2 separate regions of the Homo sapiens genome follow, and region 2 is linked to region 1. Evidence: read pairs that join two places in POLR2A ChIA-PET (ENCODE). Cell type or tissue: A673. All regions are shown on one strand. Each heading gives the region's core, and the rest is flanking DNA. Links, peaks and the distances in the headings are about the cores only. Region 1 holds the start of CTSW (cathepsin W). Region 2 overlaps LOC105369350 (a long non-coding RNA gene).

Region 1 (9,212 bases), core at 838-8,837:
GTAGCCCAGCGTGTCTGCCTCTGCCCCGGTGTCTGTCCCTGCCATCCGCCCGTGTCCCTGCCCTGCCCGCACTGTGCTCGTTGTTCTGCAGCATGATGAAGTCCTGGATCCAGGCCACCTTCTGGTACTTCTTGGGGTGGCACCTGTGGGCTCTGACTTTGCCCTGGAACGGGTAGTCCTTTTCACTGGCCAGGCCGCCTGCAGATAAGCAAGACAAGGGAGGAGGTTCCGCTCCTGCCCACCCTGTCCCCCTGCAGATGTCCAGAGTGGCGGGGCAGTGCACTCACTGTTGTTGAGGACAGTTATGAACGCGTCCCAGACGAAGCCACCGTGGCAGCCATCCCCACAGCGGCCACAGTCCAGCAGTTCTGGTGCAAGAAGGGACAGTGTGGGTGACCAGGCCCCTAGGCCTCCCTCCCCTGTCACACGCGCACCCTCTCCCAACCCTACCCTGCACGGAGACATCCACAAAATCCCAGAAACTGATGCGCCACAGGGTCTCTATGTTGCCTGCCGCTGCCATGGCCCAGCAGCAGTTGCAGTTTTTCTGGAGGGCGAGAGGGTGGGGCGGGGCTAGGTGTTCGGGCCGTGCCCCTCTCCCTCCCACCACTTAGCTGAATTAGAGCCAGCTGGGTAGCGGCAGATACCTGGTCCTTGATGGGTGAGATGGCGCTGGCCACCTTCCGCCAGTCACAGCTGAAAGGTACTGACTCCTCTGGCTCTTCAGACCTTATTTCTCTGCCCATGCTGGGGACCCCTCCAGCTGCCCTCCGATAGCCATAGAGCTGGCCAAACTCCTCCTCTGGGGAACAGACAGGGCCACTGAGGTCTCCATTTTGACCCCTTCTCCCTGTTCTGCCTCTCCCACTCCAGCTGTTGGTCCCATAATTCCCTGAGGGGCAAAAAGGCAAGGATAGGCCGGGCGTGGTGGCTCACACCTATAATCCCAGCACTTTGGGAGGCCAAGGTGGGTGGATCACTTGAGGTCAGGAGTCCGAGACCCCATCTCCACAAAAAGTAGAAAAATTAGCTGGGCGTGGTTGTGCGGGCTTGTAGCCCCAGCTACTTAGAAGGCTGAGGGGTCGGGGGAATTGCTTGAGTCTAGGAGGTGGAGGCTGAGTGAGCTGTGATTGCACTATTGTACTGCAGCCTGGACAACAGAGCAAGACCCTGTCTCAAAAAGGCAAGGGTGCCAAGCCTAGAGAGGCTGGGCTCCCTGCTGGGTGCTTCCCTGCAGCTGCTGCGCTGGCCCCTAGGCTGGATTAGGACACAGGACTGCAGAGATTCTGCCCCTGCACTGGGTGATTTGATACCAGCACCCAAGCCCCTGGTCCTCAGGGAAATGAATTTCCTTCCCTGGGAAGTAAAAATTGAAGGTCCGCTGGGTCCAGCTGCCAGTGTCCCTGGGGAGATCGCTTCCCAACCACCACCTACGAGCCAGAAGGGTTAATGGTACCTGTGAGGTCACTGAATGGAGTCACCCCAAACTCAGCTGTGCCCAAGTCCTCCTCCTGCAGCCTCTGAGCCTGGGCCAGGTTGTGGGCAAAGATGTCCAGGCGGTGAGCATGCTCTGGACCAAAAGGGAGTTGTCCTAGGCTGACTCCCAAGCCCTTAGGGGCAGGAAGTAGCCGCTGGCTGGGCACCCTTCCACCCACACCCACCCAGTTGAGCACTGGCTCCTTTCCTGTAGCCCCCACAAGGCCCCACTGCAGATACCCAGGCCCAGGAAGTGGTTACCCAGCCCACCGAGGGTTGGGTTTTCCCCAGAGGCAGCCAGAGGACCATCTCTGGCCACCCTAGGTGGGAAGCCAGGCAAGGGGTCCGGTGGTGGTGACTCAAGGATGTGTGGCTGGAGACCAGCTTCCTGCCAGGCCACGTCCTTTACACCTCTGACCACAGGAGGAGAGCTGGAACATGGCAGGGAGAGGAGATGACAAGGCACAGGCAGTCTGGGCTAAAAGGCACACACAGATCAGCCCCCTAGAGAGATCAGCACAGCGAGAGGGCAGGGGCAGGGGTTAGATCATGGGCTAGAGAAGAAGTCCCCAATGTGGGGACAAAATGGGTGTCCTTGGGTGTTTGCTGAATGAGCAAATGACTAGGTGGTGGCCCCCTGTCCACTGCCTAGAATCGCAGGGAAGTGGCTGTGGAGCCAGGGGATCACGTAGGACTAGGGCAGGACCCCACCTCCTGCCACTGCCCTCCAGATCCATAGCAAAGAATGATCCTGGACCCACTCATGCCTTCGGGAAACCAGGGAACACACCCCCAGCCCTGGCCTGTCCTGCTGAGTGGCCTTGGCCATGCCTGTTCCCCACCCTGAGCTTCGATTTCTTCATCTATTACAAAGCGGGATGGCTGGGCTCCGTGGCTTACACCTGTAATCCCAGCCCTTTGGGAGGCCGAGGCAGGCGGATCACCTGATGTCAGGAGTTCAAGACCAGCCTGGCCAACATGGTCAAACCCCATCTCTACTAAAAATGTAAAGGTTAGCCAAGTGTGGTGGCGCATGCCTGTAATCCCAGCTACTCAGAGGCTGAAGCAGGAGAATCGCTTGAACCCGGGAGGTGGAGGTTGCAGTGAGCCAAGATGACACCATTGCACTCCAGCCTGGTCAACAAGAGTGAAACTCCGTCTCAAAAAAAAAAAAAGTGGGGGCTTGGACTGGAGATGTATGTGCCCTGTGATACCTTCTGGGCTCAGGTAACTCCGGTTGAACTGGATCTGGAACAACTTGAAGGCCTCTTTCAGCTCTAGCGGCTGGGGACCTAGGTCCTGGCAAGGAACCAAGGGTGGAGAGGGGCAGTGGGCAGAGGAATCATTGCTGGGGCCCCACCTTAGTTCCCAGCCGTGCAAGGACTGGGCTAGGGGTCAGCCAGTTAGCCTTTTCTGTCTTCCCATGTGCCCTTGGGCACGTCAGCCCCCTCTCCAGCCTCAGCAACTCCCTCTGAAAAATGAGAATGACAGGCCAGCTGTTTCTGAAGGGGTGACCCCAGGCGTGGGACTGGCATAGGTAAGGGTTTGGGAGCACTTACCTGGGCCCTAAGGGGGCCTCTGATGCCTTGGGCTAGGCCTGCCACCAACAGGGCCAGGAGGCAGGAGGGGTGGGCAGTCAGTGCCATGCCGGTGCAGTCTGGAGTGGCATGGAGGCAGGAAGCCGCGCAGATCGAGGAGGACGGTGTGAGGGTGGGGCTGGAGAAACCACGAAGGGGAAGACAGGCTTGGTGGGTGGAGGGTGGACCCCTAGAACCCACAAGTTGCTCAGGCCTTCAGGCTTTCAGTCCCTGCCTGTCTGCTCCCCATCCCACCCCTTTTTCTTTCTTTCTTTCTTTCTTTTTTTTTTCCACCCAGGTTGGAGTGCAGTGGCATGATCTCGGCTCACTGCAACCTCCACCTCCCGGGTTCAAGCAATTCTCCTGCCTCAGCCTCCCGACTAGCTGGGACTACAGGCATGCACCACCATGCCCAGCGAATTTTTTGTATTTTCAGTAGAGACAGCATTTCACCATGTTGGTCAGGCTGGTCTCCAACTCCTGACCTCAGGTGATCCACCTGCCTCAGCCTCCCAAAGTGCTGGGATAACAGGCATGAGCCACTGCGCCCAGCCAAGGGAACCACTCTTGCTCATCCTATGAAGCTCAGTCAGCTCAATGGCCGCCTCTTTCAAGAAGCCTTCCCTGCTTCCCCAACCTCTGGTAGAAGCTTTGCAGCCCCTTCAGCCCAGCTGCACCTGTGCCCATTGGGCATCTGCCTCCAACCACACCAGAAGTGTTCAGTTCGCTTGTGTCCTCGGTGTCCTCGGTTCCCAGGATAGGGCTAGGCATGAGTCAGGCTCGCTAGGTGTTTGTTGACTGAACAATTGATCATCATGAGTTTTAAACAGGAAAGCAGGCCGGGCATAATGGCTCATGCCTGTAATCTCATCACTTTGGGAGGCCAAGGTAGGAGAATCATTTGAGCTCAGGAGTTGGAGACAAACTTGGACAACTGAGCAAGGCTTCATCTCTACTTAAAAAAAAAAAAGTTAGCCAAGCATGGTGGTGCTCTCCTGTAGTCCCAGCTACTGGGGAGGCTGAGGCCAGTGGGATTGCTTGAGCCTGGAAGATTAAGGCTGCAGTGAGCTATGATCATGCCTCTGCACTCCAGCGTGGGTCCAAGATCCTGTGTCAAAAAAACAAAACCAGGCCAGGCACGGTGGCTCACGCTTGTAATCCCAGCACTTTGGGAGGCCGAGGCGGGTGGATCACCTGAGGTCAGGAGTTGGAGACCAGCCTGGCCAACATGGTGAAACCCTGTCTCTACTAAAAATACAAAAAAGCAGCTGGGCATGGTGGCGGGCGCCTATAATCCCAGTTACTCGGGAGGCTGAGGCACAAGAATCACTTGAACCTGAGAGGTGGAGGTTGCAGTGAGCCGAGATCGCACCATTACACTCCAGCCTGGGCAACAAAAGTGAAACTCCATCTCAAAAAACAAAACAAAACAGGAAAGCGCAGAGTCAGAGTCCGGGAGCAGCAACTGCAGCCAGTGCCTCCCGTTCCTCATCCCTCCCACGGTCTAGGGATGAGGATGAGGGGGCTGAAGAGCCAGAAGGATAACAGGGTGAGCATCACAGACGGAGGGAGGCCAAAGCCTGACTTGTGAGGTCAAGGGCTGGGCAGCAGCATTAACACCCGTTACTGCTGCCTTTGTTCTAAGTGGGTCCTTGGGCTGGGGACCTCCCCTATAGGAGTTCAGGCTGAGAACTGGTGACCAAGACCAGAGAAGGGTGTGAAGAGCTGGCTTTCTAGGGTTCCATGGGGTGGGAGACAGGACAGCTATAATCCTGGGATTTATTCACTTACATGCTCACTACTGCGTTTCTTTTTTTTGTTTGTTTTTTTGAGACGGAGTCTCGCTCTGTCGCCCAGGCTGGAGTGCAGTGGTGCGATCTCGGCTCACTGGAACCTCCACCTCCTGGGTTCACGCCATTCTCCTGCCTCGGCCTCCCGAGTAGCTGGGACTACAGGCACCCGCCACCACGCCCGGCTAATTTTTTGTATTTTTTAGTAGAGACAGGGTTTCACCATGTTAGCCAGGATGGTCTTGATCTCTTGACCTCGTGATCCGCTCGCCTCGGCCTCCCAAAGTGCTGGGATTACAGGCGTGAGCCACCACGCCCGGCCTACCATGTTTCTTTATTAGGATTCCTCCCAGAGTCGTGAGGCCACACTTTGTCACCCTGCCCAGAGAGTAAACCAAGGGGCTTCTCTATCTGAAAAGCATGCTGCTGCCTTTATTGAAATGCAGTGGACAGACCATCCCCAGAGTGGTGCCTGGCCCTGTGGTTCTAGAGCCCAGTTATGGGCCCCAGCCAGTCTTGTCCTGTGTGTGACTGATAGTTAAGGCTCCATGTCAGCCCTCAGAGGTGGAGGTCCCAGTGTGGGCCTCTTGTGATGGTAGGGGATGTGGGAGGCCACGGGGAAAAGGAACTGGAGGTGTGGGGCCCAGTGGCCTTCCCTTTGATCCTCTCCTCCCTTCCCTTGAACTAGAGCTCCTGAGGCCAGGAGGTTTGGGTCTGTTTTTGGTCAGTGCTGTGTCCCTGGCTAGCACCACAGCATCTGCTTCACAGTGGCCACTCAGTAAACATTGTTTGTTTTGTTTTGCTTTGTTTTTTTGAGACAGAGTCTCACTCTGTCGCCCAGCCTGGAGTGCAGTGTCACGATCTCGGCTCACCGCAACCTCTGCCTCCCGGGTTCCAGCAATTCTCCTGCCTCAGCCTCCCAAGTAACTAGGGCTACAGGTGTGCACCACCATGCTGGGGTAATCTTTTTGTATTTTTAGTAGAGACAGGGTTTCACCATGTTGGTCAGGCTGGTCTCAAACTCCTGACCTCAAGCAATCCACCTGCCTTGGCCTCCCAAAGTGCTGGGATTACAGGCGTGAGCCACTGCACCCGGCCGAGAAAACATTTGTTGAGTGAATCAATGAACTTCCTCCACCCACTCACTCATTTGTTCATTCAACTGCCTACTCTGCAGATCCCAGCTGGTACCCAGTAAGGGCTGGGCCATGGGCACAGGGGCCTCACTGCCTGAGAGGAGCTCCCTGCTTGGTAGGAGGGAGACACTGATCCAGTGGTGTCTGGGACCTTGAAAGGGACCCAGTGCAGAGCAGGCGAAGGCAGGGAAAGTCACTGGGGGTGCAGAGGACGAGGGAGGCATTCTGAGGAGGCAACTCCAAGTGGAAGGCTCACTCGGGCTGGATAGTGCAAAGATGGAGGTTCAGGTCTAGGTTGTGCACCAGCTGTGCACTAAGTCATCCCCCCTGGGCCTCATGTCTTCATCTCTAATTGGCAATGACAATTCTCAGGCTGAGGCTTGAGTGGAAGATACTTAGTGGAGCACCCACCACTGTGGCTGGCACAGAGTGGGTGTTTGCAGGGCGGGTCCTTAATGCTCTAATATGGGGCAAGGAGCCCAGCGAGTCTTGAAGTCCGTGGGACATGAGTGCAAGTCCCATCCTTCACCTGGGACAAGTCTCTCAGCCTCCCTATCTGTGAAATGGGGTGATAGCAGCACCCCTTTCCTGCCTTTTTTTATATTTCCTTTTTTTGAGACAGAGTCTTGCTCTGTTGCCCAGGCTGGAGTGCAGTGGCACGATCTTGGCTTACTGCAAACTCCACCTCTCCGGTTCAAGTGATTCTCCTGCCTCAGCCTCCTGAGTAGCTGGGACTACAGGCGTTCGCCCCCATAGCCCGCTAATTTTTGTGTTTTTAGTAGAGATGGGGTTTTGTCATGTTGGCCAAGTTGGTCTGGAATTCCTGACCTTAGGTGATCCACCCACCTTGGCCTCCTAAAGTGCTGGGATTACGGGCGTGAGCCACCGTGCCTGGCCTATTGTGGTATTATTACATACTATAAAACTCACATTTTTTTTTTTGAGACAGAGTCTCACTTTGTCGTCCAGGCTGGAGTGCAGTGGCGCGATCTCGGCTCACTGCAAGCTCCACCTCCCAGGTTCACGCCGTTCTCCAGCCTCAGCCTCCCGATTAGCTGGGACTACAGGCGCCTGCCACCACGCCAGGCTAATTTGTTTAGTAGAGATGGGGTTTCACTGTCTTAGCCAGGATGGTCTTGATCTCCTAACCTCATGATCCACCCGCCTCGGCCTCCCAAAGAAAATTCACTTTTTTGAAGTGTACAATTCAGTGGGTTTTTGTATGTTTGCATAGTTGTGTGACCATCACTACTATCTAGTGTTAGAATATTTTCATTATCCCAAAGAAAACCCAGACCCCATTAGCAGACACTCCCCATTCCCCACCTTCCTCTGGCAACCATTAATCTACTTTCTGTTTTTCTGGGTTTGCCTATTCTGGTTATTTCATATAAATGGAATACGTGGGCCAGGCACGGTGGCTCACGCCTGTAATCCAAGCACTTTGGGAGGCCAGGGTGGGTGGATCACCTGAGGTCGGGAGTTCGAGACCAGCCTGACCAATATGGTGAAACCCCATCTCGGCTAAAAATACAAAATTAGCCAGGTGTGGTGGCAGGCACCTGTAATCCCAGCCATTCCGGAGCCTGAGGTAGGAGAATTGCTTGAACCCAGGAGGCAGAGATTGTGGTGAGCTGAGATCATGCCATTGCACTCCAGCCTGGGCAACAAGAGCGAAACTCCATCTAAAAAAAATAAAAAATAAATGGAATATGTGGCTTTTTGTGTCTGGCTTCTTTCACTTCACATAGTAGTTTCAAGAATTCACCTATATTGGCCGGGCGCGGTGGCTCACGCCTGTAATCCCAGCACTTTGGGAGGCCAAGGTAGGCGGATCACAAGGTCAGGAGATTGAGACCATCCTGGCTAACACGGTGAAACCCCATCTCTACTAAAAATACAAAAAATTAGCCGGGCCTGGTGGCGGGTGCCTGTAGTCCCAGCTACTCAGGAGGCTGAGGCAGGAGAATGGCGTGAACCCAGGAAGCGGAGCTGGCAGTGAGCCGAGATGGCGCCACTGCACTCCAGCCTGGGCGACAGAGCAAGACTCCGTCTCAATTAAAAAAAAAAAAAAAAAAAAGAATTCACCTATATTGTGGCATGCATCAGTACTTCATTAGTTTTTATGGCTGAATAATGTTCGACTGTGTGGATGTACTGCATCTTGTTATTCATCAGTTGACGGCTTTTGTGTTGTTTCTGCATTTGGCTCTTATATATAGTGCAGCTATAAACGCTGCGTACAGATTTGTGTGTGTGTACATATCTTTTCAATTATCCTAGGTATGTATACCTAGGAGTGAAATTGTCAGGTCATGTGATAACATTTTGAGGAACTGCCAGACCATTGTCCACCAACAGTGCATGAGGGCTCCAGTTTCTCCGTATCTTTGCCAACACTTGTTACTGTCTTTCTCGTTTTAAAGAGCTATTATTATTATTACTATTTTTGAGATGGAGTCTCGCTCTGTCGCCCAGGCTGGAGTGCAATGGCACAATCTCGGCTCATTGCAACAACTGCCTCCCGGGTTTAAGAGATTATTCTGCCTCAGACTCCCGAGTAGCTGGGATTAGAGGCACGTGCCACTACACCAGCTAATTTCTTTGTGTTTTTGTAAAGACAGGGTTTCACCATGTTGGCCAGGCTGGTCTTGAACTCCTGACCTTGTGATCTGCCCACCTTGGCCTCCCAAAGTGTTGGGGTTACAGGCGTGAGCCACCGCGTCGGGCCTATTATTATTATTATTATTTTAAGATGGAGTCTCCCTCTGTCACCCATGGAGTGCAGCAGTGTGATCTGGGCTCTCTGCAACCTCCACCTCCCGAGTTCAGGTGATTCTCCTGCCTCAGGCTCCTGAGTAGCTGCGACTACAGGCACGCGCCACCACGCCTGGCTAATTTTTATATTTTTAGTAGAGACGGGGTTTCACCATGTTGTCCAGACTGGTCTCGAACTCCTGACCTCAGGTGATCCACCTGCCTCGGCCTCTCAAAGTGCTGGGATTACAGGCTTGAGCCACCGCGTCCGGCCCCTAAAGAGCTATTATTTAACCTTCTGCCCCAGCAGCTGGGAGGGATGGTGGTGGCAGAGTGGCGAGGAGCGGGCACTGCGCAGTTCACCTGAGCCCCAGGCGCTCGCCGCGGGACCCACCAGCACGTCCCCTCCTCGGCAGACTCCCTCCCCGGGGTCACGTGGAGGGCGACTGCGGGGATAAGCAGGGATGGCAAGGGGA
Region 2 (15,708 bases), core at 21-8,020, 59 kb before region 1:
TTGAGACAAGGTCTCACTCTGTCACCTAGACTGACTGGAGTGCAGTTGCGTGATCATGGCTCACTGCAGCCTCGACCTCCTGGGCTCAAGTGACACTCCCGCCTCAGCCTCCTGAGCAGCTGGAACTAAAGGTGTGCACCACCATGCCCAGCTGATTTTTTGTATTTTTTGTAGAGACAACGTCTAGCCATGTTGCACAGGCTGGTCTTGAACCCCTGGGCTCAAGAGATCTTCCTGCTTCAGACTCCCAAAGTGCTGGGATTACAGGCATGACAGGCTCATTTTAAATAAAATCTATCAGACAATGAACCCCACTTTTATCTGTAGTCCAGACATCTCCCTCAAGCTCAGAAGGTGAGTCCTGCCTCCCAAACTCGAATGACCCAGTCCACTGCTCCATCTAGGTGTCTAACAGGCATCTCACATTCAACAACTCTGAAACTGACTCCCTGACCCTCCCCACAGCCCTCTCCATCTTGGCCTAGTGACTATGCTATCCTTCTAGTTTCTCGAACCAAAAGCCTAGGCTTTTCTCTCTCTGAAATGCTATGTCCTATCCAACAGTTGTTCCTGATTTCAAAGTGCATTCAGAATCTGAACGCTTACCACCAGCTATTTGGAGCATTCTCAACATCCGTTGTCTTCTACATAGACTTTCTGCTTCTTCATGGTCAATTCCCAACCCAGCAGCCTGGGCCATTTTTTTTTTTTTTGAGATGGAGTCTCTTGTTCTGTCGTCCAGGCTGGAGTGCAGTGGCGCAATCTCGGCTCACTGCAAGCTCCGCCTCCTGGGTTGACGCCATTCTCCTGCCTCAGCCTCCCGAGTAGCTGGGACTACAGGCGCCCGCCACCATGCCCGGCTAATTTTTTGTATTTTTAGTAGAGGCGGGGTTTCACTGTGTTAGCCAGGATGGTCTCGATCTCCTGACCTCATGATCCACCCGCCTCTGCCTCCCAAAGTGCTGGGATTACAGGCGTAAGCCACCGAGCCCGGCCAGCTTGGGCCATTTTTTAAAGACTTCTGCTTAAAACCTGCAATGGGAGCCTGGAGTAGTGGCTCACGCCTGTAATCCCAGCACTTTGAGAGTCTGAGGCAGGAGGATGGCTTGAGCACCGGAGTTTGAGACCAGCCCAAGCAACATGGATAAACCCTGTCTCTACTTAAAATACAAAAAAATTAGCCGGGCATGGAGGTGCATGCCTGTAGTCCCAGCTACTCGGGAGGCTGAGATGGGAGAATTGCTTGAACCCAGGGGGTGGAGGCTGCAGTGAGCCAAGATCACACCACTGCACTCCAGCCTGGGCAACAGAATGAGACTGTCTCAAAAAATAAAATAAAATAAAATAAAATAAAATGAAATACAATACAATAAAATAATAAATACATGTACAGATAGAAAACATCTTTATTGGTTCTTCAGATAATAGAAGTAATATATGCACACTGTCAAAAATTTAAATATGACCAGGTGCAGTGGCTCACAGCTGTAATCCCAGCACTTTGGGAGGCTGAGGCAGGTGGATCACCTGAGGTCAGGAGTTCGAGACCAGCCTGGTCAACATGATGAAACCCCGTCTCAGCTAAAAATACAAAAAAATTACCAGGGTGTGGTGGCAGGCGCCTGTAATCCCAGCTACTTTGGGAGGCTCAGGCAGGAGAATCGCTTGAATCAGGGAGGCAGAGGTTGCAGTGAGCCGAGATCGTACCACTGCACTCCAGCCTGGGCAACAAGAGTAAAACTCTGTCTAAAAAAAAATTAAATCTGTGCAGTAGAACTGCTGTTAACTTTTGGGTGTGTATTTGGCCCGTGTTTTTCCCCTGTGAGCACAAACAAATGTGGAACTGACACCCTGAGCAAGGCGGGGTGCAGCATTCGGACAGAGACAGCTGCATCCTTTTCCACCCACCCACTCCCCCTTGGGCCAAGCCGTTCCCAGGCCTGGATAAGACGTGAGCAGGCACTATGACTTCTCAAGTCACCTCAGGTAGTGAAAAGTCCTCTGATCACTAAGAACAGCCTCAGAAATTGAAATTGAAATGTCTAGTCTGGGCCGGGCGCGGTGGCTCACGCCTGTAATCCCAGCACTTTGGGAGGCTGAGGTGGGTGGATCACTTGAGGTCAGGAGTGTCCTGTCCTCACTGCAAGGGGGCCTGGCACCTGATTAGCAATGCAGGGCCCTGGGGCTATTGCTTTGTCCTTGGCCTCCGATGCAAAACCAAGACCTGAGCCAGTGTACCATTTGAATATCTTGTGATTTTAGAGATAGACGTGTGTGTGTGTGTGTGTGTGTGTGTGTGTGTGTGTGTGTATACAAACCTACATATACATATTTTTCAACAAAAATGAGATCATCCTGGTTTTGCCTACTAGAATGTTATATTCTTTCCATGTCAGGACATACAGAGCCACCCAGTCTTTACCATCATCACTGTTTGGCTGTCTGACCCACCTAATGTACATCACCTGTGTCCTTTTGTCAAACACCGGGACTGCTTCCGCTTGCGTCCTCACTCCAGACACTGCAGCTGCGGACATCCCTGGAAATGTGTCTTGAGATTTCTGCAAGGTAATGTTCTATAAGCAAACTAGCTAGCTCTAAGCCATTTAGATCTTGATGGTGCCTAATTATTCCCCCTAAAGGCTCAATCATTATAGATTTCCATCAACAGTATTTATACCCTCACCAGCAATTATAATTTTCACTTTGCTAATCTGATAGATGAAAAGCTATTATTGCATTGTTGCAATAACTTGTATTCTCTTCTCTTTCATGAAAGGGCCAGATATGCAAGGCAGCTCCCGAATGCTGAAGGAGCAGAGAAACCAAAGAACAAGGCAGACAAATCCAGTTTGCTGGTACAGGGTGATTTATTTGGGTGACCTTACAGACAAGCTTGGTCTTGGGCAGCCACGAGACAAACAGATCTCCGTGCCTGTCATCCTAGAGCCAAGGCTTATGTACCATAGGGAAAGGGTATGAGTGTTCTGTGCAAGACAATTAAAGGCAGCCCTCCAGAACAGGCAAGAATCTGCATACGTTATAGCCTATAATTGGTGTGATAACATCAAGGTGGACATAGTCTTATGCTAAGGGCAGTAAATAGAGTAGGAATCAGGAGGTATTCACGGGACTGCAGCTATTCAGAAGTCAGCATGGCGGATTCACGTCTAAGATGGGGTCATTTTTGTCTCCACACCTTCATTATTTGTGAGGTTCAAGTATTTTCCTATCTCCATGGACCATTTGTGCTACCTCTGTGAATTCCTGTCCATGTCCTTTGCACATTTCTCTTCTGCATTAGTCCTGGGGAGCAGATAGCTGAGTTTATTGTATTCCTTATTTCACAGCATACAAAAAGCATCAATGGATGCAATGCGACTCTTGTTTTGCCTTTGTATTTTCTTCTTCATCTTTGATCCCCGCTCCATCCTATTTAAATGTGAATAGGCTGGGCGTGGTGACTCATGCCTGTAATCCCAGCACTTTGGGTGGCCGAGGCAGGTGGATCACTTGAGGTCAGGTGTTCGAAACCAGCCTGGCCAACATGGTGAAACCCCATCTCTACTAAAAATACAAAAATTAGCCAGGCGTGGTGGCACGTGCCTGTAATCCCAGCTACTCAGGAGGTTGAGGCAGGAGAATTGCTTGAACATGGGAGGCAGATGTTGCAGTGAGCTGAGAACATGCCACTGCATTGTAGCCTGGGCAACAGAGCAAGACTCTGAAAAAAATAAATAAATAAAGAGAGAAAGAAAGAAAGAGAGAGAGAAAGAAAGAAAGAAAGAAAAAGAAAGAAAGAAAGATGTTAACGGATCATTGTGAAGCTTTTATCATTTTTGTGTGTATGTATTTTTTGTTTATGTAAGTGGTATTGTGGTCCGGGTGCAGTGGCTCACGCCTGTAATCCCAGCACTTTGGGAGGTCAAGGTAGGTGGATTGCTGGAGTTCAGGAGTTGGAGACCAGCCTGAGAAACATGGTGAAACCCCAGCTCCACAAAAATATACAAAGAAATTAGCTGGGCATGGTGGCGTGTCCCTGTAGTTCCAGCTACTCGGGAGGCTGAGGCGGGAGGATCACCTGCGCCCAGGAGGTTGAGGCTGCAATGAGCTATGATCACACCACTGCACTCCAGTCTGGGTGACAGAGTGAAACCCTGTCTCAAGAAAAACATAAAAAATAAAACTAAGTATAAAAATAAATAAATGGTATTGTATGTATTTAATTTGCATAAGCAGTATTGATCTCATTTTTGTTCCTTACTCGTTTCCTTCAAAACTGTGCTTTAGGGTTTTTAAAATTTATTTTATTTTCTAGAGATAAGGCCTCACTCTGTCACCCAGGCTGGAGTGCAGTGGTGTGATTATAGCTCACTGCAGCCTCGAACTCCTGGGCTCAGGTGATCCTCTACCACAACCACAACGTCCTGAGTAGCTTGGACTACAGGCATGTGCCACCATGCCTGGCTACTTTAAAAAAAAATTAGTTTTGGAGAGACAGAGGTCTCACTATGCTGCCTAGGCTAATCTTGAACTCCTGGCCTCAAGGACTCCTCCCGCTTAAGCCTACTCAAAATGCTAGAATCAGGCTGGGCAAGGTGGCTTATGCATGTAATCCCAGCACTTTGGGAGGCCGAGGCAGGTGGATTACTTGAGGTCAGGAGTTCAAGACAAGCCTGGCCATCACTGTGAAATCCCGTCTCTACTAAAAATACAAAAATTAGTCGGGCATGGTGGCACACACCTGTAGTCCCAGCTAACTCAGGAGGCTGAAGCAGGAGAATCACTTGAACCCAGGCAGAGGTTGCAGCTAGCTGAGATCACACTACTGCACTCCAGCCTGGGTGACAGAACAAGACTCCATCTCAGAAATAAATAAATAAATAAATAAAAGCTGGAATTAGGCTGGGCGCGGTGGCTCACGCCTGTAATCCCAGCACTTTGGGAGGCCGAAGAGGGAGGATCACGAGGTCAGGAGATTGAGACCATCTTAGCTAACATGGTGAAACCCCGTCTCTACTAAAAATACAAAAAATTAGCCGGGCATGGTGGCGGGCGCCTGTAGTCCCAGCTACTCGGGAGGCTCAGGCCAGAGAATGGCGTGAACCCGGGAGGCAGAGCTTGTAGTGAGCCAAGATCATGCCACTGCACTCCAGCCTGGGCAACAGAGCGAGACTCCTTCTCAAAAAAAAAAAAAAAAAGCTGGAATTATAGGCATGAATCACCATGCCCCATCGTTTTGTTTTTAGAGACAAGGTCTCATATTGCCCAGGCTGGCCTCAAACTCCTGGGGTCAAGAGATCCTCCCGCCTCAGCATCCCAAGTATCTGGGATTATGGGCACATGCCACCCTCCGCTGCTAACACTGTGGTTTTTGTTTTTGTTTTTTGTTTTTTGATTTTTTTTTTTTTTGAGACAGAGTCTCGCTTTGTTGCCCAGGCTGGAGTGCAGTGGTGCAATCTTAGCTCGCTGCAACCTCCACCTCCCGGGCTCAAGCAATTCTCCTGCCTCAGCCTCCCAAGTAGCTGGGATTACAGACTTGCGTTACCATACCCAGCTAATTTTTGTATTTATTTTTTAGTAGAGACCAGGTTTCACCATGTTGGCCAGGCTGGTCTTGAACTGCTGACCTCAGGTGATCCGCCCGTCTCGGCCTCCCAAAGTGCTGGGAATACAGGCGTGAGCCACTGTGCCTGGCCCGCACTGTGTTTTAAAAGCCTTGTAGATCCTGACTGTTGCATAGTGTTCCGTAGTTTCCCTTTGTATGCTTTACTTAATTCATCCTTCTGACAATGGATGCCAGACTGGCTCCCAAGTCCTGTTCTCACAAAGAACACCGTGGTCAACACCGCTGCACATGCCTCTTTGTACACCTGAATGAGAATCTCTCTGGCCTACTTATCCAAGGCTGAGAGTGTAAGGTCTTGGCATAAACATACACCTAATTTCAGATTGCTTGAGAGAAGGGCTGTCAGTTTATGTGCCTACAGAAGACCAAGGATTTCTGTCTGCCCACATTCTCACCAAACATTGACATTATTCACCTTATGAATTTTGACTAACCCTGGGGTCATAAAATGAGGTCTGGTACTTTTTTTTTTTTTTCGAGACGGATTCTCGCTCTCTCGCTCTGTTACCCAGACTGGAGTGCAGTTGTGCAATCTCAGCTCACTGCAACCTCCACCACCCACGTTCAAAACAATTATCCTGCCTCAGCCTCCCGAGTAGCTGGGATTACAGGTATGTGCCACCACGACTGGCTAATTTTTGTAAAGATGGGGTTTCACCATGTTGGCCAGGCTGCCCTCGAACTCCTGACCTCAAGTGATTCACCCACCTTGGCCTCCCAAAGTGCTGGGATTACAGGTGTGAGCCACCGTGCCTGGCCAGAAATCCTTAATCTTTTTTTAAGTCTGGTAAAAAAAAAATCTTTAATTTTGATGGAGTTAGACTCATAAATGTTTTTGAATAGAGCTTTGTATTTTGAGAGTCTTTCTTTTCCTATCCCTAGGTGGGGTATTTTCCTATATTCTATTCTATTAGTTTACGCTTAACATCTGTGTCCATAACGAAATGCTCTGTGTACAGACTTTTCTGATACTGTCTTTATCTGGCTTGCGGGGGTCATACAAGAAATTGGGCAGCCTTCTCTCTTTCTGGCTTCTGTAACAACTGGTGTGAGATAAGGACCATCTGTTCCTCCAAAGGCTGGTAGAACTGCCCTATAAAAACATTTCTATTGGGTTTTTTCACATTGGAGTCTCAGATTACAAGTTTCTTTTTCTTTTAGTTTTTTTTTTTTTTTTTTTTTTGAGATGGAGTCTTGCTCTGTCGCCCAGGCTGGAGTGCAGTAGAGTGATCTCGGCTCACTGCAACCTCCACCTCCCAGGTTCAAGTGATTCTCGTGCCTCAGCCTCCCAAGTAGCTGGGATTACAGGCATGTGCCACCACATCCGGGTAATTTTTGTATTTTTAGTAGAGACAGAGTTTCACCATGTTGGCCAGGCTGGTCTCGAACTCCCAACCTCAGGTGATCTGCCTGCCTTAGCCTCCCAAAGTACTAAGATTATAGGCGTGAGCCACTGTGCCCGGCCTATTGTAGTGTTGTTGTTGTTGTTGTTTTCCCAAGAGACAGGGTCTCGCTATGTTTCCCAGGCTGATTTTATATTCCTCGCCTCAAATGATCCTTCTGCCTTAGCCTCCCAAAGTGCTGAGGTTAGGACGGGTGCAGTGGCTCACACCTGTAATCCCAGCACTTCGGAAGGCTTAGCCAGGTGGATCACCTGAGGTCAGGAGTTCGAGACCAGCCTGGCCAACGTGGTGAAACTCTGTCTCTACTAAAAATACAAAAAAATTAGCTGGGCGTGGTGGCTGGCGCCTTTAATCCCAGCTACTCGGAAGGCTGAGGCAGGAGAATCGCTTGAAAATGGGAGGCAGGGGTTGCAGTGAGCCGAGATTGCGCCACCACACTCCAGCCTGGGCAATAAGAGTGAGACTCCATCTCAAAAACAAAATAAAACAAAGTGCTGAGGTCACAGGCATGAGCTACTCAATTTTCTTTCCTGGTTATGGGTCTACTGAAGTTTTGATATTTTTGTGCCAATTTTGACATTTCACATTCTTCCAGAAAGGTATTTACTTTGCTTAAGTTTCTATATTTACCAACATACAATTATTTGTAATGTTTTTTGGTATTTTGATATTTTATGTTATTTGGAAATGGGGTTTTGCTATGTTGCTCAGACTGGACTCAAATTCCTGGGCTAGAACGATCCTATTGAGTAGCTGGGACTACAGGTGTGTGCCACTGTGCCCAGGTTGGTATTTTGATATTTTAAACCTCCATGGGGGGCTGGGCACGGTGGCTCACACCTGTAATCCTAGCACTTTAGGATGCCGAGTTGGGCAGATCGCTTGAGGTCAGAGGTTTGAGATCAGCCTGGCCAACATGGTGAAACCCCGTCTCTACTAAAAAAATACAAAACAATTAGCCAAGTATGGTGGCACACACCTGTAGTCCCAGCTACTCGGAAGGCTGAGGCTCAAGAATCACTTGAACCCGGGAGGCAGAGGTTGCAGCAAGCTGAGATCGCGTCATTGTATTCCAGCCTGGGCGACAGAGTGAGACTCCGCCTCAAAAAAATAAATAAATAAACCTCCATGGGGGGGTGCTCAAGAGTCAGATCACGTGGGGCCTGGGAGCCAGGGAAAGGATTCTGGGTTTGTCCTAAGGATGAACAGCGTGCAAGAATATTTGACTGAGGCTCTAGAATGGAATGGATATGAAATGCCAAAGTGAAGTGCTTGCTCCTGGCCAAACTGCAAAATTTTAAAGAAAGCAGAAACCCATGTTGCCACTGTCGAAGCCCCTCATCCACCGCAAGAGTATAAAGGGATCGAGGGTGGATTTGAAAGGGGCAGTTTGCGGTGATTTGATTTGGAAAGAGCTGCTATGGCAGTGAGTCTGCAGGGGGTGGAGCTGGGGAGCTGCCTTCTAACCTCAAATCTGGTGAGAAGTGCTTCAAGGAAGCCCCCCAGAGCGCTTGAGGTGGGCTTCCTGCAGTCATGGCACCCCCGTGGGTCATTGGTAGGAAAGGCCTCCAGAAAGGAGGTGACCTGCAGTGGGCACTGGACCGCAGGAATGGAAAAAGGGGTCTGGCCCCACGGGCTTGTTTTCTCTGGCACAGGGTATGCAACAGAGTGGGGTAGTGCATGCCACTTGAAAGAAAACCAGAGCCAGTCAACAGAGAGGGGCTGCCCCTTTGCCAGGAGTTTCAGTCAAGGGGGTAGTACATAAGGGAGCCCATAAAACCCCTGAGGGCAGGAGCCAGCTTTAGACAGCTGCCACCCAAGGAGTGAGATGCCATCTTACACCAGTGTCAATCCAGGATGCACTCTCTGCACCCACTGCCCTCCCTCCCTGTTCTCCAAAGGCAGCGTCTTCTCAAGCCTGGGAATGGGGCCAGGGAGAGGCGCAGACCCGACTTCCCTGACTCCTTATCAGTGGGGGCTGCAATGGCCAGAAGTGGAAAAAGCTGTGTTCGTTTTTTTTGTTTGTTTGTTTGTTTGTTTGTTTGTTTTGAGACAAGCTCTCGCTCTGTTGCCCAGGCTTGAGTGCAGTGGTGCTATCTTGGGTCCCTGCAGCCTCAAACTCAAGCGATCCCTGCAGCCTCAGCCTCACGACCAGCTGGGACTACAGGTGCGTACTACCACGCCCAGCCCAAGAATACTTCATTCTAAATCAAGTTCTGGGATTTGGCCACTACACAAAACTGGGCACTTTAATAGAGATTTGTTTAGTAACTTTAGGTGATCACAGGACGATGAGGAAATGGCAGCATAAGATGTAATGGCTGCACTCCCTCTGGCTGTGAGTAGAAATTAGACTGGAGGGCCTGGGGTGGAAACAGTGGCCTGTCATCCAGGAAGTGGGAGGGGAGGGGAAGGGAGGGGAAGGGAGGGCAGGGGAGAGGTCTGAGCCTGGGCCCACCACCATTCAGAGGTCAAGAGAGGTCAGGGAGATGTGGCCATGGAGACAAGACCACAGCCCACGGTGGGGAAGAAGATTGCCAAGAGAGGCCGGGCGCGGTGGCTCACGCCTGTAATCCCAGCACTTTAGGAGGATGAGGCGGCGGATCACAAGGTCAGAAGATCGAGACCATCCTGGCTCATACGGTGAAACCCCGTCTCTAGTAAAAATAAAAAAAATTAGCCATGCGTGGTGGCGGGCGCCTGTAGTCCCAGCTACTCGGGAGGCTGAGGCAGGAGAATGGTGTGGACCCGGGAGGCGGAGCTTGTAGTGAGCCGAGATGGCGCCACTGCACTCCAGCCTGGGTGAGAGTGCGAGACTCCGTCTCAAAAAAAAAAAAAGATTGCCAAGAGAGTGAGGGCCCCCATCCAAGTGAAGAAAGTGTTTCAAAGAGGAGGCAAGCGACCAACTATGACAAGAGCCACTGAGAGGTCAAGGCGAGCCCAAATGAGAACAACTGAATCGCCTGGACCCATTCTCCAAGGACTCATTGTGGGAGGCTTATTACAGGCTTTGGCTGTGCGAATGCGGCTGAGATTGGCCTTCACCACATCACACCGCAGGCCCCATCTGAAACTGTTCTTTTGCAGCTAAAGTCTAGGAAAAAATTTCTTTCCACTGAAGAAGTTTTCTCCGGAAAAAAAAAAAAAAGTTTTTTGCTTTGGCTGCCAGAAAGCTCAGAACTAAATTTGATATTGAATTAATAAAGCACTTTTACAGGCCTTTATGGGTTGCATATTTATATATGTATGCTATTGTTTCTGATCTTTATTTTCTCTTTTAATTATATTTTATTATTTTATTTAAAAAATTTTTTAATAATTTTTTTAGAGACAGGGTCTCACTATGTTGCCTAGGCTGGTATCAAACTCCTGGCCTCAAGTGATCCTCCTGCCTTGGCCTCCCAAAGTGCTGGGATTATGGTGTGAGCCATCCCATGTGGCCTAAATTTTTTTTTTTTTTTTTTTTTTCAGATAGAGTTTCGCTTTGTCACCAGGCTGGAGTGCAGTGGCACGATCTTGGCTCACTACAACCTCCATCTCCCGAGTTCAAGAGATTCTGCTGCCTCAGCCTCCCGAGTACCTGGGGCTGCAGGCGTGCACCACCACACCCAGCTAATTTTTGTATTTTTAGTAGAGACAGGGTTTCACCATGTTGGTCAGGATGGTCTCGATCTCTTGACCTCGTGATCCGCCCTCCTCAGCCTCCCAAAGTGCTGGGATTACAGGCATGAGCCACCACACCCGGCCTAAAATTTTTTGTTTTTAGAGATAAGATCTTGCTATGTTGCCCAGTCTGGACTCACATTCCTGGTCTCAAGTGATCCTCCCTCCTCGGGCCTCCAGAGTAGCTGGGAGTGCACCACTGGTAGCACGGGTGTATACCACTGCACCCATCCACATTCTTGAATCTCCATTTCTGTTTTTTAAATTTTACCTTCCTTGTTCTTGTTGGAAGCCACCTCAGGTGCACTGGGAATGTGGTTTGCAAATTAATCAATGGTATTTCATTTATTCGGCAAGCATACAATGATGTCTTGTAGTAGTCAGGTCTCTCTAGCATACAATTGGCCTAAATACATTATTAAAGATAAAAATAAATGTCTTCACCCATTCTCTGTTGCTTATAACAGAAAACCTGGAACTGGGTAATTTATTTAAAAAACGGAGTCTTGCTCTATCGCCCAGGCTGGAGTGCAGTGGTGCGATCTCGGCTCACTACAACCTCCACTGCCCAGGTTCTCGCAATTCTGCAGCCTCAGCCTCCTGAGTAGCTGGGATTACAGGCACCCACCACCACATCCAGCTAATTTTTGTATTTTTAGTAGAGATGGGGTTTTGCCATGTTGGCCAGGCTTGTCTTGAACTCCTGATCCCAGGTGATCTGCCTGCCTCAGCGTTCCAAAGTCCTGGGATTACAGGCGTGAGCGATTGCACCCGGCCACATGTGCTGTCTTGAGTCTCACGGCCACCCCTGACCAATGGCTGTGGGGAGGGTATCTTGACCAGCGGTCCTGGAGGTGCCACCTGGTTGGAGTGGGGTGGGCGTCAGTTCTCTAGGGATACGGATATGATTTGGGGTGGCCTGAAGGAAGAAGGGCAGGGCAGACCCATGCACAAAAACATGCCCACCACGTACCTACCACGTGCCAGGCCCTGTGAGACATCCTGGAGACACAGACGTGAATCCGACAGGCCCTGTGTCCCCAAGAGGGGCGCTTTCCAGAAGTGGAGGTGAAACCTGCAAGCACAGTTATCCCAGCCAGAGCATGGGAAGAAACTTGGAGAGGGGACAGGTGAAGGACTTGGGGAGTTCAAAGGATGAGGAGGGACTCTAGGTTCTGGCCTTGAGGAAGTAAGGTGAACTGAAATTGCCCTTTTTCTACAAACAGCTAAGAAACTGGACAAAGCACAGGAAACAAGTGTTTTCAGATATTAGACAAAGGGCAGCTCAGGGCTGTGATCCCTGAAAAACGGAAGATAAAGGGGAGGAGCCCTGACATTGCATAGGTGATTTTCCTACCACTGCACTGGGAGGGCAACCGTTGTTCTCACCGAGTTAAGAAGACGAGACCAGAGTTTGGGAAGGCTCATCTTCAGGGCTTCTGATCTAACTGAAGACAGGCCCAGATATGGGTATTTTAAAGTTCCCCAGGGTCGGCCGGGCACAGTGGCTCAGGCCTGTAATCCCAGCACTTTGGGAGGCCGAGGCGGGTGGATCACTTAAGGTCAGGAGTTTGAGACCAGCCTGGTCAACATGGTGAGAACTTGTCTCTACTAAAAATACAAAAAATTGCCAGGCGTGGTGGCGAGTAGCCTCCCCAGCTACTGGGGAGACTGAGGCAGAAAGGAGAATCACTTGAACCTGGGAGGCAGAGGTTGCAGTGAGCCAAGATCGCGCCACTTCACTCCAGTCTGGGAGACAGAATGAGACCCTGTCTCAAAAAAAAAAAAAAGAAAAAAAGAAAAAAAAGCTCCCCAGGGTTCTAAGATGTAGCCAGGGTTGAGAACCACTAGGCTAATCTGCAACTCCAGACAAAGGCGGAAGGGGGGCAGGGAACCCACAAAACAGAAACCAAACTCTAAGAAAACGGGTAAGAGGAAAGTGAAACCGACTCTGGGCACCAGGCTGGAATGGAAGAGCATCTGTGGCTAAAAACAGGGCAGCCGCACCCCCCTGGAGGAACCAGGGCCCTGCCCACCCACTTGCTTGCTGCGGCTTCAACACGCTGGCCTCCTCGGGGTCCCCTCTCCCCACTACCCCTGGAGAGGCGTGAATGTACCTATTTGTTTACCATCAGTCTGCTGCCCCTTCCCCCAACTGGACTGAGCTAGGGAGCAGAGGCTCTGTGTGTTTTCTCTGAGTTCACCTTCCCCAAGCCCAGAGCAGGGCCCGGCACAGAGTAGGTACTCAGCAAATATTTCTTGAGTGACTGAATGAAGACAATGTATGATCCCATGAATCCTGCAGGGCCATGCTTTACCCTGCCCTATGTGATGCTGTCCCCTGAGGTTGGGCCCATTCTGACAATGTCTTTTCTGTTTTTTCAACACAGGGTGCATAGAATCAAGCAGACATGCGCCTTAGTTTGGGGCACTCCATGCAGCCATAGGGCCCTGAAAAGCTTCCCTTTTCTTTTCTTTTTTGTTTGTTTGTTTGTTTGTTTGAGATGGAGTTTCGTTCCTGTTGCCCAGGTTGGAGTCCCATGGCACGATCTTGGCTCACCGCAACCTCCGCCTCCCGGGTTCAAGCAATTCTCCTGCCTCAGCCTCCCGAGTAGCTGGGATTACAGGCATGCGCCACCATGTCCGGCTAATTTTGTATTTTTAGTAGAGATGGGGTGTCTCCATGATGGTCAGGCTGGTCTGGAACTCCCAACCTCAGGTGATCCGCCCACCTTGGCTGCCCAAAGTGCTGGGATTACAGGCTTGAGCCACCACACCCAGCCTAAAGCTTCCCCTTTCAATGGACTCTCCCCTTCCCTGCATCCCAGTCCTACTCCTGCTGCTTTGAGCCACGACATCCCCTTGTCTGTTTAGTACATGCCCTTCCAATCTGCTTTCCAGGATCTTATTTCCATAAATGTCCATAACAGCAGGCACCATTTATTGGGTGCTTACTGTATGCCAGGCACTGTGCTGAGCGACTTACATATCATATCTCATGAAACCATCACATGTCCCTGAAGGAGGTGCTATTATGATCCCCGTTTTACAGATTAGAAAATAGAGATAGGCTGGGCAAGGTGGCTCACGCCTGTAATCCCAGCACTTTGGGGGGCCGAGGCGGGCGGATCACCTGAAGTCAGGAGTTTGAAACCAGCCTGACCAACATGAAGAAACCCTGTCTCTACTAAAAACAATACAAAATTAGCCGGGTGTGGTGGCGTATGCCTGTAATCCCAGCTACTCGGGAGGCTGAAGCAGGAGAATCGCTTGAACCTGAGAGGCGGAGGTTGTGGTGAGCCGAGATAGCACCACTGCTCTCCAGCCTGGGTGACAAGAGAGAAACTCCGCCTCAAAAAAAGAAAAGAAAACAGAGGTAGAGGCCAGGTGGGGTGGCTCATGCCTGTAATCCCAGCACTTTGGGAAGCTGAGGAGGGTGGATCACTTGAGGTCAGGAGTTTGAGACCAGCCTGGGCAACAAAGTGAGATCCCATGTCTCAAAAAATATATATATACATATATATATGTGTGTACATATATATACACACACATACACACACACACATATATATACACACATATATAGGCACACACATATACATATAAAAATACATATATTTGTGTATATAGAGACATATACATATATATTTGTATCTATACGGTCTCGTCCATGTTCTGGAGCCGAGCATCCCTGTAACTTGGAAGGAATGGCCTCAGGTGTGGCGGGATAGGTTGTTAACTTCACCTCTCCATGCCCTGTTCCACACACACACCTGTGTTTAAGTCCAGACCCACCCTAATCAAAGGCCCTGTACCAAAAAGGGGAGGGACCAGACCCGTGGTGGAGGGTCTGGATCACAAGTACCATTCCCTTGCCTTTCTTTTATTTATTTATAAAAGAAAACAGGCCAGGCACGGTGGCTCATGCCTGTAATCCCAGCACTTTGGGAGGCCGAGGCTGACGGATCACTTGAGATCAGGAATTTGAGACCAGCCTGGCCAACATGGCTAAACCCTGTCTCTACTAAAAACACAAAAATTAGCCGGGCATGGCGGCACGCACCTGTAGTCCCAGCTACTCAGGAGGTTGAGGCAGGAGAATCGCTTGAACCTGGGAGGTGGAGGTTGCAGTGAGCCAAGACTGCTCCACTGCACTCCAGCCTGGGCGACAGAGAGAGAGATTGTCTCAAAAAAATGAAAAGAAAAAGAAAAAAGAAAACAGAGGTAGAGACAGCTTAAAGTCACTTGTCCAAGGTAACAGAGTAAGTGGCAGAAATGCCGTATAAAGGATTCTCATGTATGTCTGCGTTTTTTGTTTCTTGTTCTCTATTTGACTATTTGTCACTCAGCACTCTGCATTTAAGCTCTATCCCTGTTGCCTTCTGCCCAGGCAGTTCTCCATTGATGGACACTGATTTTTCTGCCACCTCAAACCATGCCTAGGACACATCTCTCTGCTTGTGAGAGGTTTAACCCAGGAGTGGACCTGCCAGGGGACACACAACTGCCAAAATGCCCTTTCAAACATCCCCACTAACTTACATGCCTACCAAATGCCAGAATTCCATTCACTGGCATCCTCACTAGCAACAGGTTTTATCCGGTTTTCAGTTTTATCTGATGGGCATTGTGTGGGATCCTGTTTTTCTTTGCAGCTCTCTGATTACTGGCAAAAATCTTAGTCCTTATTCCATTTTTTAAAACGACATTTGAACACACAATAGGAAAAATGGGATTTCAGAATAGAAATAGTTCACTCTGATGATGGGAGGTGGCAGTCACATAGCCCTGTCACTCTCCGGATACAAGGAGCCCCCCGAGAAAGTCCAGACCCACTCTCATCAAAGGCCCTGCACCAAAGAGGGGAGGGACCAGGCCCCTGGTAGATTGTCCAGAGCACGGGTGCCAGTCCCCTGCCTCAGGGCCCATAGCCTAATTGAGTGGGAATTTGGTCGTGTCTATGTCCTGGAGCCAAGTGTCCCTGCTCCAGAGAAAGGGATGGCCCTCGGGTGT

Evidence for each region. Peaks named below come from ENCODE experiments on the same cell type or tissue, not always from the same donor. Only the 100,000 strongest peaks of a DNase experiment are listed, where the experiment ranks them.
Region 2: POLR2A ChIA-PET joins it to region 1 with 12 read pairs; 18 of 35 experiments call an interaction of 5 or more read pairs at or near these places.

What each region holds. Positions count from the first base shown.
Region 1 is chr11:65,873,765-65,882,976 of GRCh38, reverse strand. CTSW (cathepsin W) reads right to left here and starts at 3,140. Exons shown (of 10, transcript NM_001335.4): 1 at 3,036-3,140; 2 at 2,691-2,775; 3 at 1,457-1,570; 4 at 648-802; 5 at 451-547; 6 at 288-368; 7 at 73-198. The coding sequence starts at 3,122. RefSeq lists a silencer at 9,115-9,174. In A673, for the core only: no CTCF peak of the experiment used is centred there; no DNase peak of the experiment used is centred there; H3K27ac peaks cover 42 bases.
Region 2 is chr11:65,925,168-65,940,875 of GRCh38, reverse strand. LOC105369350 (a long non-coding RNA gene) reads left to right here. Exons shown (of 3, transcript XR_950212.3): 2 at 2,397-2,568; 3 at 2,780-3,084. Among named protein-coding and RNA genes, the nearest start is that of TSGA10IP, 12 kb to the left of the region's middle. RefSeq lists enhancers at 3,115-3,639, 12,464-12,758, 12,473-12,902 and a cis regulatory region at 12,439-13,004. In A673, for the core only: no CTCF peak of the experiment used is centred there; no DNase peak of the experiment used is centred there.